2 separate regions of the Homo sapiens genome follow, and region 1 is linked to region 2. A link is an interaction called in ENCODE POLR2A ChIA-PET data of the cell type or tissue named here. Cell type or tissue: GM12878. All regions are shown on one strand. Links, peaks and the distances in the headings refer to the core of each region. The heading gives the core; the rest is flanking DNA.

Region 1 (9,278 bases), core at 2,624-6,623, 430 kb after region 2:
TGGGCTCAGCGGGCATTTGGTGGCAATATTTCAGCTTTTAGGAAGTTGGGTGAGACCAGGCTGGTCTGATCCTCCCTGGCCCACTCACCAGGGTCCCCTGCTCAGCACAGCCTCAGTGACTGGGCTCCCAAACCTGCAACACTGTAAGATGCCAGTGGGATTGTTGGAGGTGGAAATGTAATTATTGCTGTTGGAAGGGGGTGAATCGTTGGAAAATGGGCGAATGGGAAGAAGTACCCTGGCGCGGAGGAAGAGGCTATGGGTGAAGGATTGTAGGGAGTCAGAAAGACAAGGGGAGCATTGAACAACACAGGAAGTCCCTCCGGCCACCTTCTGAAGGTGGGGACCATTCATGAGAAACCCCGAGGATGCCCTCAGTCCTTGTGCAGCACCAGGAGGAAAGAGACTGGCCCAGGGCCACCCCTGAGTCCGCATCATCACACAGGGTCCTTCAGCTGAGCCCCTGTTGTATCTGCAGCTGGACATGCACAGATCCCTGTCCCATGGTGCTGACGAGCACCACAGGCTCCTGGTGGCCCATGGAAGCCACCTCATGCCTCCTTCCCAAGGCCATCCAGCCAGCAAGGCCTGCCACAGACACACTGTGAGCATGCGCAGCGAGCAAGGGGCCAGTGACCGCCATTCCCCATGTCAGCCTCCCGTGTTCCCGTCCAAGCGGCCACCCCGTGCTCCTCCAGGCTCCGCCCCCAACTGGGCCTGCACCCCCTCTCCTGGCGACGCAGGGCACTGCAGCCTCCTAAGGGCTGGGTGGAAATAAAGCTGAAAATCGTCCTCTACTGGGGATTATAGCTCACCAAACACTTCGAAATGTGTGGTAGAAGTGCCATAGTTCCTTCTAAATAAAGTCGAACCCATGTAAGGACTGGATTCTGAGATCATTTTGCCATCCAGCAGCTCACGAGCATCACCAGGGCACCGCCTGCCCTCTGTTCAGCCCGTGAGGGGCGGGGGACTCTGCCCTTCACTTCTCCTGGTCCCTGTCCTCTTCCCTGAGAACTTCTTTCCTTCTGGAACCCCAAGGTGGCCCTGCCTTCTGGACCTCCCCCAAGGCTGAAGCCCTCAAGCTTGCCCCGCACCTTGAGGCCCTGCAGGACACTCCTGCAGTCCTTGCAGGGCACGCTGATGTGACTCGATGCTGAGCAGTTGAAAACATTCAAAAATAGTGGGCAAATGGCAAAAGCGGGTGGTATGGAGTGAATTAGAAGACATGAGGTTTCATGTAGTGCGTTTCATCCAGACAAGTGTGGCAATGTCCCCCACCCCAAACCCAGTCTCCCTGAATGAGGGGAAAGAGCTTCACCTTCCTTTACCCTCAGGGTGTAAGAGTTAAAGAAAGGGGAAAGAAACATGAAAAGTGGCTCAACAGTTAAAGACAGGTTTATTTTGGAGAATAAACCTGAGAGGGGATTCTGGTCAGTTTTGGTCAGGAGCATTTTCTCTTACTGACTAAGGGTATCTAAGGGTTTAGGAAGTGGGGAGCTTATAGCAGGCTGGGAATGTTTCCATGTGAGAGAAGGTTTATTGTGGGGTTGGAATGTCTCTGGTGGGAGGGGAGGTTGTCTCAGGGTTGGCATGTTTCTGGTTGGAGGGGGGTGGCTTATCTTAGGGTTGGAATGTTTCTGGTTATGCTGACATTAGCCATTAGGCTGATGTTTTTGGGCTGGATTTAGGGGGCTTTTTAATTAAGGTGAACTTAAAATTGTGGTGTTTGTCCAAGATGATGGTGCTCCTGCTCTGTCACAGGGCTCCTCTGAGTCTTAGCTTCCCTTTGAGCCCCAACTGCTGGACTGAAAAAGAACGACTCTCTACAGGTTCACCACGTTTCACATTCTGGAGATTCCTGATGGCATCTTCCTGTGTTCACCAGTGGGTCCCCATTAGCACAAATATCAGCTATCATCGGATATTTGGAACCAGGCAGCTCCATGTTGGATGTACCCCACAAGGGTGGAACTAAGGCTGTGGGGTCAAACCTGCCCTCAGAAAGGTGGAGGAATGTCTTCTGAGCTGTGGTGGGACTGAGGTCTCCTTGTGAGCTTCAGGGTCCCAACAATGCTGGGCTGGGCACCACCAGGAGTGGAGAGAACCTGGAGGCTGGGGCTGGAGGCAGCAAAGGCTTCAACGAAATGTGCAGCCTTTTAACAAGTCCTCACTCCTAATATTTCTGCAAACCTCCATGTGTCTACTAGTTTCAGCACAGTGAGCTGGAATGGAATGGTCCCTGGACTATCCTAGATCTTAGGACTGCCAGGTGATGCATGTGTGGTGAGAGAAGGAGAGTACCTCGTGGACCATCCAGATGGTGTCCACCAGCACCTCATGGGCAGCAACTTTCATTTCTTTGGGCTGGAAAGTGGGTGCTCCTATGAAGAACAGGGTACCTGGCAAGGACCTCAGTGTTGCTGAACAAAGGAAGAGTGGGGTGGAAAGTGTAGCTTCATGAAGATTTAGAGATTATGAGACAGGAAGTACAGTTCTAGCAAAGGCCAATGCCCATCTGCCAACCATGGTCTGGAGGAGATGTGCAGGGAAGGGGTGGAGTCTGCCTTTCCACAGGTGCTCCTCCTGGAAATGTGGGTGGGAAACAGCTGACTGGACCACTAGGGGGGGTTCTCCCAGGGCACCTGTGCCTAGCAAGGGCTGAGAAAACCCTGTTTTGAGGATGAGGTGGGTCTTTTTAGCCTGTCAGTCATAACAGATCTGGTCTAGGAGAAATCCAAAATAAAGTCTAATGAGCTCTCACCAGGGCCAAGCGGTGGGAGCTTGGTGGGACAGCCCTGTGCATTTCTCATAACTGGTGCACGTGCTTTTCATGGGTACAAATGCTGTGCCCAGGGAACAGGTTGGCATCATATAGGGCCCCAGCCCACTAGCACAGGACCACCTGGTCTGGCCAGGCCATGAAATGGCCCTGGGAACCAGGCTTTGCTGGGAATCTTGTGTCTCACCTTGGGATGAGGTTGTCAGGGCCAGGTGGGCTGTAAAACTGTCAAGTGGAACAAGTTTTGGGGAGCAGGTGGCCTCCAGGGCCTTCTGGTCCAATGTCTTTCTGGACAACATACTGACACAGTTGTGCTGATTCCCACAACAATGACATTGAAGTTGAAAACTCATCCATCTCAAAGATCAGATGGTTGTAGATGTGTGGTATTATTTCTGGGCTCTGTTCTGTTCCATTGGTCTATATCTCTGTTTTGGTACCAGTATCATGCTGTTTTGGTTACTGTAGCCTTGTAATATAGTTTGAAGTCAGGTAGCGTGATACCTCCAGCTTTGTTCTTTTGGCTTAGGATTGTCTTGGCAATGTGGGCTCTTTTTTGGTTCCATATGAACTTTAGTTTTTTCCACCCACAGGATTATAAATCATGCTGCTATAAAGACACATGCACATGTATGTTTATTGCGGCACTATTCACAATAGCAAAGACTTGGAACCAACCCAAATGTCCAACAATGATAGACTGGATTAAGAAAATATGGCACATATACACCATGGAATACTATGCAGCCATAAAAAAGGATGAGTTCATGTCCTTTGTAGGGACATAGCTGAAGCTGGAAACCATCATTCTGAGCAAACTATCGCAAGGACAGAAAACCAAACACCACATGTTCTCACTCATAGGTGGGAATTGAACAATGGGAACATTTGGACACAGGGTGGGGAACATCACACACTGGGCGGGGCCTATCATGGGGTGGGGGGAGTGGGGAGGGATAGCATTACGAGATATACCTAATGTAAATGACGAGTTAATGGGTGCAGCACACCAACCTGGCACATGTATACATACGTAACAAACCTGCACATTGTGCACATGTACCCTAGAACTTAAAGTATAATAATAATAAAAAAAAGAAAACTCATCCATCTCATCTGCTACTGATCCATTTTCTTGATGTATAGGGGAATAAAGGGTAAGTTCCCTGACAGATCCACTTATGCAGCTACTAGCCAGTTGAGAATGGCCAGTGGACTCAGTCTAGTAGGTGACACCCTCCTTTCCAGAGAGAATTGGAGACCCCTCTGCACTCCCAACACATACCATCTATGGCCTATTACACCCTCTCTCATGAATAATTCTAGAGGATGTTCAGCCCATTGAATGTGGAGCTATGGAAGTGAGGGGCTCGCATTTATCTCAGAGCCTGGATTCCAGGCTCAGCTGTGATGACAATAATGGTATTCTTGAGCTGTGCTTGTAAGAATTTGGAATTGGAAATTGGGTCCTTCCCCACTGGGGAGCATGAGGAAGTGGGGCTGGGATTTACCATTTATCATTCAGACAATGGCACAATGCAGGAACCCAGGAGTTATTTCTTGTATTTCCTGAATAAGCACAAAACAAAAAGCACCAGCCAGCTCCTGTACAGCACTCTGGGCCACATGTACTGACACAGATGTTACAAAACCATCTAAGAGCAGACATGTCCACTGGCATGCAGAGTGCACCAGCCATGGGCACAATCCCATTCTGTGAGACTCAGAGGAGTGAACACAGACACCAGAGAGAGAGCCAGAAGTGGTGGCTACATCATTATATGGCCAAGACTCGAGGTCCTGAGATCTCAAGGCTGAGGTCCTGCATCCTCCTCCCCACCCAGACTCAGGCAACTGTGGATGAACCCTCTGGAGGATGAGGTGAACAGGAGATGGAAAGTGGTCCTACCCACCTTTCTGGCAGCTCTGGCAGGATGCGGTTAAATATGTAACCACATGTCTCAGTAGAGAAGTAACCCCCTTCCCTGAACAGGCCACACCCTAGTTTCCTGCTTAATGCTGGCGGGGCCACACTATACAACTCTAGAGTGTGCTGTCCTTGTGTGAACTGGTGTAGACTCTTTCAGTCACACACAAATGGAGTTCGGCGGAAAATGTGAATGAAGATTTCAGGAGAGCAATATCTCGGTGTTGATGTAAGGTAGTAAGAGGTGGTTTCATGTCAGATGAAAAATTCCAGCCCAGAGGAATCTGAACAGAAGTGATAGCAGAAGGTGGGAAGGCACCTGGTTAGTCACATTGACCTGCAGCACCCAGTGTCCAGTCTGCATCTAGAGTGACTACATTGGCAGCTAATTGCTAACTCTAGCTTGGATCAGAACAGGAAGAGCTTTTGTTCTGGCAGGTGATTTCTGTGTTTAGGTTCAAGCCACACTCTAGTTCTTGTCTGCAGTGGGCAAAGCTCTGCTCTATGTTCAGACTGATTTCACTTCACTCCAGGCATCAGCCAGAGACTTGGGAAGGGTCATACACATTATCTGAGTTCTTTTCTGTGGCTTTTTGCCTTCTGGGATTTTCCCTTCATTCCTTAGAAAGCCTGGTTGCTCTGGGCTCTTCCCCATGGCTTGGCCAACCACAAAGAAGGTAGGCTTTCTATCAAAGCTTTGGTTGTGCCACACAAAACTGTTGTTGCTCTCAGGGACAGGCAATAAAAAACAGGAAGTGTCTCTTCGAGTTTCATTTACCTTACAGAGGCCTCAAGCCATTGTTTTTTGACTACCGTCCAGAGTTTCTAGCTGTCCTCTGCAAGAGGACTTGATGCTCAGGAGTTTCCTCCTAAATATCAGAAGCAGAACTCCCTGCTCCTCACTCCTAAGCAATGACCCAGCCCTACCCCCCTCCCACACTCAGGCCTGCTCCTGGGGGCACCAGAAGTTCTAGAGAGACTCCCCCAGGCCCACTGCCCACCCAAGAGAAGAGACACCACTAAACATAGCATCAAACAGGAAGCGCACCTTCGTTATGAGATATACAACTCAGGACTACGCATACTCTGTACTTTTGCGCTCACAGGAGTTGACTTATTTCAGTAAACAAAATAAGAAAACAAATAATACCCCTGGAGAAAAGGCATGGGCATTCTAGAATTTCACTGGAGTTAATTATAAATCATCTATATAGATGAGACATATCAGTTCTTGCAGAGGAGTCTAAGTGTATTTTTTGTCTTTGTTACAGAAGGAGATTGAGTGATGGTATCGAATCCTGTACTTGTTTCAGGGACTTACTGAAGCAGCCACCTCTTTCCAAGGGATTCAGGCCCTGTCCTTCCCTCTGCCTCCTTCCTGCTCTGACTTCCCTGAGCATCTAACTAGGGAATAAATGGCACCCTACTGGGCATATGTGAGAGTTTGATGTCGCAGGAAACAGTCATGACAACTTTAGTTCCTGGGCTCCAATTCCAGAGCTTTGTGAAGCCTCCCAGGGCCATCTACCCTTCTTCCTGGTGGAATGTGCTTCTCCCAGCTCAGCAGAGCAGGGTGTGTGCTGATGCCCAGGACTCACCATGATAGATTCCAGCTGAGAGGTCATTACCGAGAGCTCATGACCTCCCAGCTCAGGACAATTACAGCACCGGGTCCTGGCAGCTCCCAGGGACACAGCACACTCCCAGAGGGTAGGAACCCACCCAGGATCCAGCATCTCTTTGAATGCAGGTGTACTGGATTGACACCATGACAGGTATAGCTCCCATCCTTGTTCTTGGTTGTCCAGTGGTGTAAGGCAGACTGCCTTCCCTCTAGAACAGTGACCAACTCAGCCTTTGCCTCCGCAGCACAGGGCAATGGGGAAACAGTTACCTGGTCCCATGGACCCAAGGAACTTGGCAGCCCCCCAACTCTGCGGCCTCTCTGACTGGCCTGGAATTGCCCCTGTTCCTCCATCAGACAGCAGTGGTCCAGGCCTTGAGTGTCCCAGGTGGGTTCCCTTGGTCAGCTGTGATTTCCTTGGCTGTCCAGCCTCCTCCATCCCCCTTTCCTAACAGTCCCCAGTTCCTTTGGGTGAAGGAGCTCTCCCTTCTGGGTGCAGGAGTGAGGAGCTGTTCATCACAATGCTGGCCCGTGAGCAGGCCAGGCCAGCCAGACGCTGTGTGGTGGGAGTTGGACTCTTGAGTGAAGTATTGTGAGGAGTTTTTGTTTTTTGTGTTTTTTTAAAAAAAAATTAGTAAAATTATTAACATCCTTAAGGACACAGCTGCATCATTCCTGGCGCTCAATGCCTGGAACCACTCTGATTCCTGCCTTTTTCCAGGGCTATTTGCCAGCTCAGTACCCCTGCCTTCCAGCCCTTTCTGTGAGGCACTGTGTATTTCATCATCAAAGTCCCTTTTTGCCTAACCTAGATAAATTGGGTCTCTCTTGATGGCAAAGAGCCTGAATTGATACAAGGGTGTTTGTGTTCATCTTAGATTTGTTTATTTATTACTTATGTATTGCATGCAGGGCCAGAAACTTTCTAAGTGAATAATAAATATTAACTTATTAATCCTCACAATAATCCAGAGGGTTACCTCAATTTTACAGATGAAGCAGTGCAGGGGAAGGATGAATAGCTTGCCCAAGCACACACTGCCAGCAAGTAGACATGTGCAGGAGCTGGGCTTCTACCTACACGGGCTACATTCAGAGTCTGTGCTCTTAAATGCTAGCCTGTGCTGCCTCTCAGTACAAGTTAGTATTGCTTACAAGACCAAAAATCACTAACTAGCCAATAACAATTCAGTTTGGATGAAAAAAGGAAAGGTATGGCAAGGATGATGTAGAGCTGTATTTATTGATGTGACAATGTCCATTGTATGTTATTAAGTGAAAAAAGTTGATAAGCATTTTTTATTTATTAAGATGGTATACCCACTGCCTCCCTACTCCCTGTCTCCCAAACACACACACGTTACAAAGCCTAGAATCACATTCATCAGAATGTCAACCATGGTGATTCTCCTAACCTGAGGAGGCCCATCAAGCTCTGAGTTTCTTCGTGGTAGGAGGTATGAGCTGCAATAGCTTGGAGCTTTGGAGGGGATACACTGACATGCTCCAGACCATTGAACCCCTGACAGCTTACCTATATGGCATATCTCTGAATCTTTGTAACGTTTCTCTCCCACCACCTGCAGTGTTTGTGATTTAGTAAGTCATTCAGAATAGTCTATATTTCTCACTTATCAGGCCCATGAACATACTGTCATCAATCCAGTGGACGAATGTAATGTATTCCAGAGTTTCCAGAAAGGCTATATTGTAACACGGAGCAGGATTCACATTGCCCTGGAGCAAGACCGTAAGGATATACTGTTGTCCAATCCTTGAGAATGTGAATTGCTTCTCAACCTACATCCTGCTGAATCCTTTAAAAGTGGCATTTCCATATTAATAGTTGCATATCACTTGCTAAGGCTGTGCTAACCCATTATAATAAAGATACCATATTTGACACAGCAACTATAATTGGGGCTACTCCTTGGTTAAGTTTTAGGAGCCATTTAGCAGCATGAACCACCAGGAGATACCAGAGGGCAGACTGCTGAATTAAAATGGAGGTGTAACTGGGGTAACAACCCCTGCCTCCTTCAGGTCTTTGTAGGTGGCACTAATCTCTATCACTCCCCAAGAATGTGATATTGCTTTTAACTTACTTGTTTTCACCATGAAACCTCAGTTTCAGAGGCTTCTGCTTGGCCTTCCCTAAGACAGTCATTGTTATTTCATAGTTTAGGAAAGCCCAGGTTAAGGAACCGGGTCAGCCAATTGCTACGTATTATGATGTATGCATGAATGTATATCCTGATTATACATTCAGGAAGAGGGGAAACGATTGCTGGGTGGCTCTGTGGATCCAGAGGGCCCATTGTGAGATGGACATTACCTGATCTCCACATACTCTAACAGGGGCTATGATAGGGCTTTGAGTCCCCAGGGATTAGCATCAACTCTGACATTGTACTCAACATCCCTTGAAAGATCTGTGTATTTTCCTTTCCCCGGCATGTGAGTTACTTGAATAAATGGCCATAGAGCCCTCCCGTGAAAACTTGAGGGAATCAGTGATGTGCACATTTACAAGGTTCTTCCTTATGAGAAACTGCCCTCATTTCCATCATGGGTTCTGGATTCCATTGAGAACTGGCTGAGGTTTGGAAGCTGGGCAAGGGGTCTAGACTTCACCTTTAGAGAGCTGACCTCAGCATTCTGCTCATTGATGTCCAATCTTTTTTGATTATATGTCTAAAGCAATATCCTTGTCAGCTGCCCATCTATCTTGCCTATAGGAACAGCATATCCATGCATGTCTGTCTTCATAGATACCTACAGGCCAGGCCTTCCAGCTGTCACTCTAACATTCATGCCCCTTAGGGAAATTACTTTATCTTGCCCTCACAGTTAAATGCTGCCTCTTGGCCTCTGTTATGCTGGAACTCTTTCATTTTACTCACTACTGGGGGATCCAGTTCTATAAAACATCCCTAGCATTATTC
Region 2 (9,278 bases), core at 3,407-7,406:
AAGAAGGAGGGAAAGGGGAAGAAGGAGGGGAAGGGGAAGAAGGAGGGGAAGAGGAAGGCAGAAGGGGACGGAAGAAGAGGAAGGAAGAAGAGGAAGGAAGAAGAAGGAAGAAGGAAGAAGGAAGAAAGAAGAAAGAAGAAAGAAAAAAGAATACTACAAATATGGTACAGTCTATACTGCCTGGGTGATGGGTGCACCAAAACCTCACAAACCACTAAAGAACTTATGTAACCAGATACTACCTGTATCCCAATAACCTATGGGAAAAAAATTTTAAAATAAATAAAATCCAAATTCCTTACCATGGCCCTCTAGGTTTTACCTATCTCCAACTCACAGCACAGCCTCTGGCCTTGATCCTAGAGGTCCAGACACACTGATGTCCTTTCTGCTCCCCAAACTACTTCTAAGTCAGATTATCACATTTGCAAATATGGTAAAATTGTAATTTTAAAATTTAGATGGTTGGTGGGTGTGTGGGTTTTCACTGTTAGTTAACTTTTCTGTATGTTCTAAGTTTTTCTTAATATTGTTTTAAAACAGCCTTAACTATGTTTTGGACATAACTGAAGTTCACGAAGAAAATGAACAGAAATAGATATTTTAATAAAATAATTCATTTGGCTTTCAAATACAATTCCCTTGTCCATTAAAAAATGGTTTTTTCTTTTCTTTTTTTTTTTTTTTTGAGATGGAGTCTTGCTCTGTCACTCAGGATGGAGTGCAGTGGTGCGATCTCAGCTTGCTATAACCTCCACCTCCTGGGTTCAAGCAATTCTGCCTCAGCCTCCCCAGTAGCTGGGACTAGAGGCACGTACCACCATGCCTGGCTAATTTTTGTTGTAGAGACGGGGTTTCACCATGTTGGCCAGGCTGGTCTTGAACTCCTGACCTCGTGATCTACCCACCTCAGCCTCCCAAAGTGCTGGGATTACAGGTGTGAGCCACCACGTCTGGCCAAAAAATGGTTTATAATAAACCTCAGCAGGATTCCTTGGGCTAAGCCAAAAGTATTAATGTGACTGGGACAAAGCCAGACAGTGACAGGATTCTAAAGTGGGTTGTGGCAATCCGTACCTGCTATGGGGACAGGCTTCCTTCTGATGGTAATTATTGGTGTATACTTGAATCCCAAAGTGGTGGTATGTGGGGGGCTGTTAACATATTACTTTCATATAAAATGAACAGTTACAACACTGCAAGCTGAATCCGCATGGACATTTAGCTTCCCCCTTTCGCATTCATGCACTGCTCTCCGCTAGTTGTTTTCTTCTCTCTCCCAATGCCCTTTCCTTTCCTGCATCTATTTATTTATTTATTTTCCTTTCTGCATTTAATTCAATGACTCTACTCCAATGTTGATGTCCTTCAAGGTTCCACTCTTGGCTGTCACCTCACCCTATATTCCCTCTGGGTGATCTCATCTATGGTTTCAACAATCTGAAATCCATTTCTAGCCCGACCAATGGCCTACCTTTCCAACTGCTGCTCCCTATAGATGTCCTCCAGGCAATCCAAATTTCATCTAAGTCCTGCTTCTTTTTCAATGTTCCCCTTCCCAGTGAATGGATCCATTGTTCACTCCATCACTAAACTTGGTTGTCACAGCAAACTTTACTCAACTCTTCCATGTATATTCAGTTCACGATTTCAGTCAATTCTGTTTTCTAAATCTATCTTTACAGACATTAAGGGTAGACCCTCACCATTCTCCACAAAGGCCAGGAGTTGTCAATGGGGTCACTATCACCTCTAGGGTATTTCTATGGTCTGAATATACCTTAAAATCCATGGGTTGGAAATTTAATTCCCAATGCAAGTGTTGGGAAGTGGAAACTAATGGGAGGTTTTTAGGTCATGAGGACTCTGCCCTCCTGTCACTATAACGAGGACCTACAGGAGTGGATTGCTCTCTTCTGCCATTGTGAAGACATGGCATTTGTCCCTATTTTGACCTTCCACCTTTCACCATGTGAGATGCAGCCCTCCTCAGACTCTGAATGCCAGCACCTGATCTGGGACTTAGTCTTCAGAACTGTGAGAAATAAATTTGTTTTTTATAAATTACCCAGACTCGTATATTTCGTTATAGCAGCACAAATGGACTACGACAGAGATGTTGTGTGAGATCTGGTTGTCTATGATTGGGACATTTACTGACCATTGAAATATTTTTTTTTTTTTGTAAATATGTAACATTTCACAAGTTTGTGTGTCATCCTTGTGCAGGGGCCATGCTTATCTTCTCTGTATCATTCCAGTTTTAGGGTATGTGCTGCCAAAGCGAGCACCAAAATCATCACTTTAAAAAAGGCATTGCTTTTTAAAAGCACATAAGCATATCCTTCTGCTAGTTTCTATATCCTTTGAGGTTGGGGGTGTGTATGTGGGGGGGGGGGGGGTGGTCAGAATATGAAACTCTTTCCATCTACTCCTGCATCTAAGTCCATCACAGAGAGTTAAAATTCGAGCTTTTAAAAAACGGTTATACTGTTCATTATGCAAAATTCAAACATTAAAGGATTACATAAGGTAGAAAAGTGAAAGTCACCTGAAAAGCCTGTAAGAGACAGTCATTATTAGTAGTTTGGCATATATTCTCCTTTTTATTACTTGCTTTGTATTTGTGGGGGGTTTTGGTACTGAAGTCTACTCTCTTCTCCAGAACAGATGGAGACCAGATGACACTAGAAATGGCCACTTCTATCTTACAAAGAACAAAGACATCAAATCACTGCTCTATTACATTAATATTCTCAAGAATATTTTCAAGAGTACAAAGCAACATCCCAAGAAAGTGCTAGAGAATATACAGGATACCCATTAGGAAAATAAAAGCCCACACCATTTAAGTTAAGCCTGTTAGGTACTGCCCATCTTTGGAGATCTGACTGCTTTTGCGTTATGTGACACACTCCTCTTCACCTATGTATTGACAAATACTGAAAAGAACTCAAAAGGTCCATAAGTCAAAAGGTCCATAAGCCAGTCAGCAGAACATTCATTCACTCCATTTCTAACTGTGTTTACTATATGTCACAAACTTAAGGCATCAAGAGTGCCTGCTCTCAAGACAACATTCTGGTGTGTATGGATGTGGGCGTATGTGTTTAGAGACAATAATGAAAAACTGCTGAATGACAACACATTCCTAGACAGCTGAGCTCACAAGACTCTACACTAACATATGTGTTAGATCTGACTCACGAACTTCGTGGTCAAATACAAAAAGCACAAACAAAGAAAAAACCCCACACATCATAAGATAGTTGCCTACAAGGATTATTAAGGTTCTTAAGCAGTCATGGAGTGTGAAATGTAGTACATGCATGAACACATTCTTTTTAGATAACTGGCTCTAAGACTTAATCCCTTGCTTCCAGTGTTAATGTTACTTAATTAAAACAATAACTATTTACAGATACTGTGTTAAGTGCTAGACTATCTGTCTGGTAGTACAGAACAATTATTTAAAGCACAATAGTTAATTACACGGGTTTTAAAGATAGCCTGGGTTCAAATCCTGACTTTGTTATGCCTCAACTGACTTAGACATTTCTAAGCACTCTTTTCCTTATCTCTAAAATGGGAAAAGCAATAGCTACTTCACGATATGGTATAAGAATTAAAAAGTGCTTAGCACTGTATCTGCATATCTATTATATAAACTGGATAGCAATATAAAATGGAATAAAATGAATGACCTTATTGTTCTATTTAAGCCTACATCTAAAGTCTTGATTCAGCTTTTGGATGAATGGGAAGCAAGATTTTCTTAGCTGCAACTAAGTTGTGATAACTAAAAATTTTTAAAATAAAAACAAAATTGAGAACTACATATGGAGAAGTAAAAAAAAAATAAAAGATGTGGTAACTTAGGTTCCATTAAAATAAATCAAGAGTAGCTTTAAGAAGCAGTTGAAATTTGGGGTAATTTATAAAGGGAAGAGGTTTATTTAGCTCACGATTCTGGAGGCTGAGAGGTACAAGATCAGGTGGCAGCGTCTGGTCAGCTTCTGGTGAGGGTTTTGTGCTATATCTTAACATGGTGAAGAGGAGGTGGACATATGTAAAGAGACCAAACAGCAGAGGTGGCCTCACTTTATAAAAGCCTGCTTTGGCATTAACTAATCCAGTCCCAAAACAGTGAGAACTCAATCCTGGGAGAAAGGCATTAATCCCTCTTAACGACCTAATCACCTCTTAAAGATATCTCCTCCCAACACTGCCACATTAGGGGCCAAGCCTCAGCATAAGTTTTGATGGAAATAAACAACATTCAAACCATAGATGGCACATATTTGTAGAATATTTGTAGAATGAACTATTATTTATTTTGATCCTCAAAGTAACAGCAGGATTCTCCATTTGTTCGTTCCTACAAGAAGTTCTATTATTTCTATTCTATAGATGAGTAAACTAAGGCTCAAAATTATTGGCTAGTTTGTTCAAATATCATGAAACTAGCTAGTAAAGCGAAAAAGCTGGGACTTCAAAGCAGGTTTTTAGCAACTCTTATGCAGTGTCTATTAGGTTGTCCAGTATCTTTCATACTACAATCAATATATTCATATGTATCAGTAAACTTAAAAATGTTTCTAAGCCCGCAATTACACTTCTACGAGTGTATCCTCATAATCTATTGCTTCTCTAAGATTTACATACAAAGATGGCCACTGAATAGTTATTTAATACAGTAGGAAAAGGAAAACCAACCAGAATTCTCAGCAAATAGAACTGAACATTCAGAAGTCATTTAAAATCAATGCTTCTGAGGATTTCTACCGATATGAAAAAATGTCTACAACTCCTCTTAAGGGAAAACACTTTAAATATAAGTTTGCATACATATAATCCCATCTTTATCTATACATGCAGAGCGATTTGCTAAGAGAAAAAATAGCAAAGGTTAATAATGGGTAGTGAGAACATGAATTGATATTTATATTTTTCTAAGGTTAAGTATTTACAAAGTCCATATAATACTTTTTTTCTAAATATAAAAAGTGTATTTTAAAAAAATCAATACATGATCATTTCCTACTAAAAGAAACCAAGACTTCATGAAAGAGTAGGAAATACCCAAGATGAGCCAGGGACGTGTTACTCCAGAAAGCAAATACTGTACTTATGAGGTCATGCTAAAAAAGGCACAGGAGCTAAGTTGAAAAGTGCTGCAAAGGCCTAAGATGGTAGAATTTGAGCATAAAAAATAATGATTACAATGCATTAACATGGAAATCAAGCATCTGCACACATTAAAGTATTGTATATTTAATAGTAACATATGTATATATAAGAATATATGTAAAACATTAGCGCCCATTAAAATTATAATAATACTAAAAATAATTTTCTTTGGTTACCTTGGAGGTTGTGAAGGCAACAATGCAACACTCCAACAATTGGTTTAAAAAAAAAACACGGGGGCGGGGGGCGCACATTTATCCTGCCTTTTTCTGTATAGACTATATTTCAGGATAACCATATAGATGACAAGGGAAAGTTCTTTATAGGAGATTCATAGCTAATAAGTGTGGATAGGAAAAAATTACCATTTTGTTATATATATATATATATATATATATATATATATATATTTTTTTTTTTTTTTTTTTCTTTTTGGAAATAGAATCTCACTCTATTGCCCAGGCTGGAGTGCAGTGGCATGATCTCAGCTCACTGCAAACTCTGCCTCCCAGGTTCAAACCATTCTTGTGCCTCAGCCTCCCTATGTAGCTGGGACTACAGGTGGGTGCCACCACTGCCAGCTAATTTTTGTATTTTTAGTAGAGATGGGGTTTCACCATGCTGGCCAGGCTGGTCTCGAACTCCTGGCCTCAAGTGATTGACCCGCCTTGGTCTCCCAAAGTGCTGGGATTACAGGCATGAGCCACCGCACCCAACCCATTTTGTAATTCTTAATGAAATAATGGAACTAGGCAACAATCACCAATGGCCTTAACCATTAGGTGAAAGGCTGATGGGGAATTTCATAGAGGATACGCAGGCTAACTACATGGACAACACTAATCTATTAGGACAACCACACACCAGTGTGACTCATGATACAACACAATAGGAAGTACAAAGCATCATCTATCAAAATTTGACTCTCCCTTGCCCACCCCACCCAACTACAATTCTGAATCAAATCAAGCTTCTAGATCTAGCGGTTGGTCTACAGGCAACAAGAGGGAGGAACAAGTTTAACATCACCATAGGGAAGCAGTAAATCAAACCCAGAAAATGGACACTTCACAGGACAGATGTCAGGCTTCTCCAAAAAACCAAACAACATAAGAAAAAGGAAAAAAAAAAAAGACAGCAGAGACTTAAATAATAAGAGCCTCATATAGTCAAATACAATGCATGGGCCCTCTCTGGATCCTGATTCAAATAAACAACTGAAAAAAAGATATTTTGGCAATCAAGGGAAATTATATACTGGGTATGACAAGGAATTACTGTTAATTCTGTTAGGTATTATGACGTATGTAAAAAATATCCTGATCAGTTAGACATACATGTGGAAGTATGAGTGATATGGGATTTCCTTTAAAATACTTTAGTTCCACCTCTCTCAGAGAACAAGGTGGGGGACAGATGAAATAGCTAGCAAAGTATTAACTGTTGAAGCTGGAAATTCATTACACTACAGCCTATGTGTATACACTTATATATTTCATAATTTAAAACATAGTAATATGGCAAAAGTTTCTATTTGAAGAACTGGTATGTCTCAAATCACTGGAAGGTGAACTATATAATCCATTATATTTTGCGCTAATTTTCCCCCTTATTTGCCAGCAAGTTAAAAGTTAGATTTATGCATAACTGCAAAATGACCACTGTGACCACTGTAATCCATGTTTCAGACATAAACACTACCTTTTCCTTCTACAGAGTCTCAAAGTTCTCTTACTTAACTGTTCCAATCTACATGTGTTTTCATTTTGTCCACTGTAATTCAATTAAACTCACCTTGTTGATGGCAGGTAAGAGGAAGAATATCTACAGAGGAAACAGTTCCATGGGCAATGCCATCAACAAGTGGTTCATAGTGCTCCTCTCCCCTTCTCTCCGTGAAATAATTTTTGGAAACTACAGCAATGCCAATGGGGGTAACCCCTCCTCAGAAATGCCCTCACTCCTCTACTTGTCAAAATGCTGCCCATCTCTAGACCACTTTTTTCTTTTTCTTTTTGAGAAGGAGTCTCACTCTGTTGCCCAGGCTGGAGCGCAGTGATGTGATCTCAGCTCACTGCAACTTCTGCCTCCCAGGTTTAAGCGATTCTCCTGCACCTGCCTCGGCCTCCCCAAAGTGCTGGCATTACAGGCATGAGCTACCACTCCAGGCCTCTAGACCACTTTCAAACACCAGCTGCTCCATAAAGATCTCCACAGTAAAAGTGTAAGACCCTCCTTATACCCGTAAGATTTTTAAAATCTTGATTATAATGTGTTATTATGTATGTATGTATCACTCCCAACTAATCTGGAGGCCTCTTGATAGCAAAGTTGTATATTAACAGTCATTTTATATTCTTATAACATTTGGCATGCTGCTTTGCATGAGACCCCAGATACATTTGCCAAGTGGGACTGAAGAACATTTCTGAAAACAAAAATCACACCAACAAAAAAAATCCTACAGAAATGATACATAAATAACCAAGAGTTGACTAGAAAATTTTCACCTGAAACCCATGCAGAAAGGAGCCAGAGGCCAGAACCAAGATGCTCTTGGAGGGTAAGTGAGCAGGAAATCTAGCAAAGTGCCTATAATTTCTCTATTGCTACACACAAAGCTGGACTCACACCTTTGCTGAGCAACTCTTAATTTGTCTGTCTGAATACTGTTTATACCATGAATATAAACCTGGCAATATTGTGACTAAAGTGTGATGGCTTCACGTAATACCCAAGATGGAATATTCAAAGGGTTGATCTGGGTTCCTAAGAGTGCAACACTATTTATAGAGCCATCCTGTTATGCAGCGTCACAGCTTTTTGGGATTGACTGTTTTTATCAGTGTTAAACTGGAATGAGTCATTGATTAAGGTGTGTTACATACTGTGATGTGTACTCCCTAACCCAATGTCTGCGAACACTTTCCATCCATGAAACCACCCTGCACCCTTTCTCTAGCTCCCATGGTAACTAATTCCTGTATATCTTTAAAGTCACATAAAAGGCTAGCCGTGACATTACACACTGAATGTAGGTGTCAGGATTCAAGGCAAGTCTTCTGATTCCAGATTCTACTTTTTGTACTTACTTGTTCTGTCATCTTACACATAAATCAAGTATTACAAAAAAATATAAAACATAAAAATGTAATTTTAAACACAGTAATCACAAATAAATGTTTGCTGAGTGACTTTGTTAAATCCCGACCAAATAGGCAAAGGGCAATTTCTAAGATTATGAGTCAAATAAACATGAAAAGGATACCCCTGAATGCCCCATCCTTAAAAAAATTTTTTTTTTAATTTAAAGATTTTGGCCAGGCGCGGTGGCTCATGCTGTAATCCCAGCACTTTGGGAGGCCGAAGCAGGCGGATCACAAGGTCAGGGGATCAAGAACATCTTGGCCAACATGGTGAAACCCCGTCTCTACTAAAAGTACAAAAATTAGCTGGGCGTGGTGGTATGTGCCTGTAGTCCCAGCTACTCTGGAGGCTGAGGCAGGAGAATCGCTTTAACCCGGGAGGTGGAGGTTGCCGTGAGCTGAGATGGCACCACTGCACTCCAGCCTGGGCAACAAGCGCGAAACTCTGGCCCCGCCTCCCCTGCAAAAAAAAGAAAAAAGAAAAAAATTTTAAAAAGCTTGGTCCATACCCCAGCTTCATCTGCTTTTAAGAGGATTATTGCTCATCATTGATAAAGTTCCTTTTCTATTAAATCTCAGATATATGCTGCATAGAGAGTACCTCCCAGTCCCAACCAAGTCTCCGGAGTGCAAGCATAGGTCTGAGGACCATGAGCTCCTCTGAGGACTCATCATCCTTTGGGAAAATAGCATCTTAACTAAAACAAACTTCCTTTAGGCACATGTCTACATTTTTCTCAGAACACTTACAAAAAAAGATTTTTCAAAGACTTCAAATTTTTTTAACCTTTCCAGAATAGAGAGGCAAGGGTAAAGGTAGACCATTGTTAGCGGAACATTCTCCACGATCCTAAAACTAGATATACCTATTATATATGTCAAGTAGACCATTAATTCCATTTTGGTAATCTAAAGTATTAAATAATTCTTATGCTAACCTAT

The links. ChIA-PET counts read pairs that join two places held together with the same protein. Peaks named below come from ENCODE experiments on the same cell type or tissue, not always from the same donor. Only the 100,000 strongest peaks of a DNase experiment are listed, where the experiment ranks them.
Region 1: POLR2A ChIA-PET joins it to region 2 with 5 read pairs; 2 of 35 experiments call an interaction of 5 or more read pairs at or near these places.

The regions. Positions count from the first base shown.
Region 1 is chr2:230,314,851-230,324,128 of GRCh38, reverse strand. It overlaps a transcript of SP140 not described here. Among named protein-coding and RNA genes, the nearest start is that of SP140L, 7.7 kb to the left of the region's middle. RefSeq lists an enhancer at 4,503-4,652 and a silencer at 5,783-5,832. In GM12878, for the core only: no CTCF peak of the experiment used is centred there; DNase peaks (open chromatin) are centred at 4,758 and 5,278; H3K27ac peaks cover 1,767 bases.
Region 2 is chr2:230,745,154-230,754,431 of GRCh38, reverse strand. All of the region lies in intron 1 of CAB39 (calcium binding protein 39), which reads right to left. It also overlaps the pseudogene RNU6-268P. Among named protein-coding and RNA genes, the nearest start is that of CAB39, 37 kb to the right of the region's middle. In GM12878, for the core only: no CTCF peak of the experiment used is centred there; no DNase peak of the experiment used is centred there.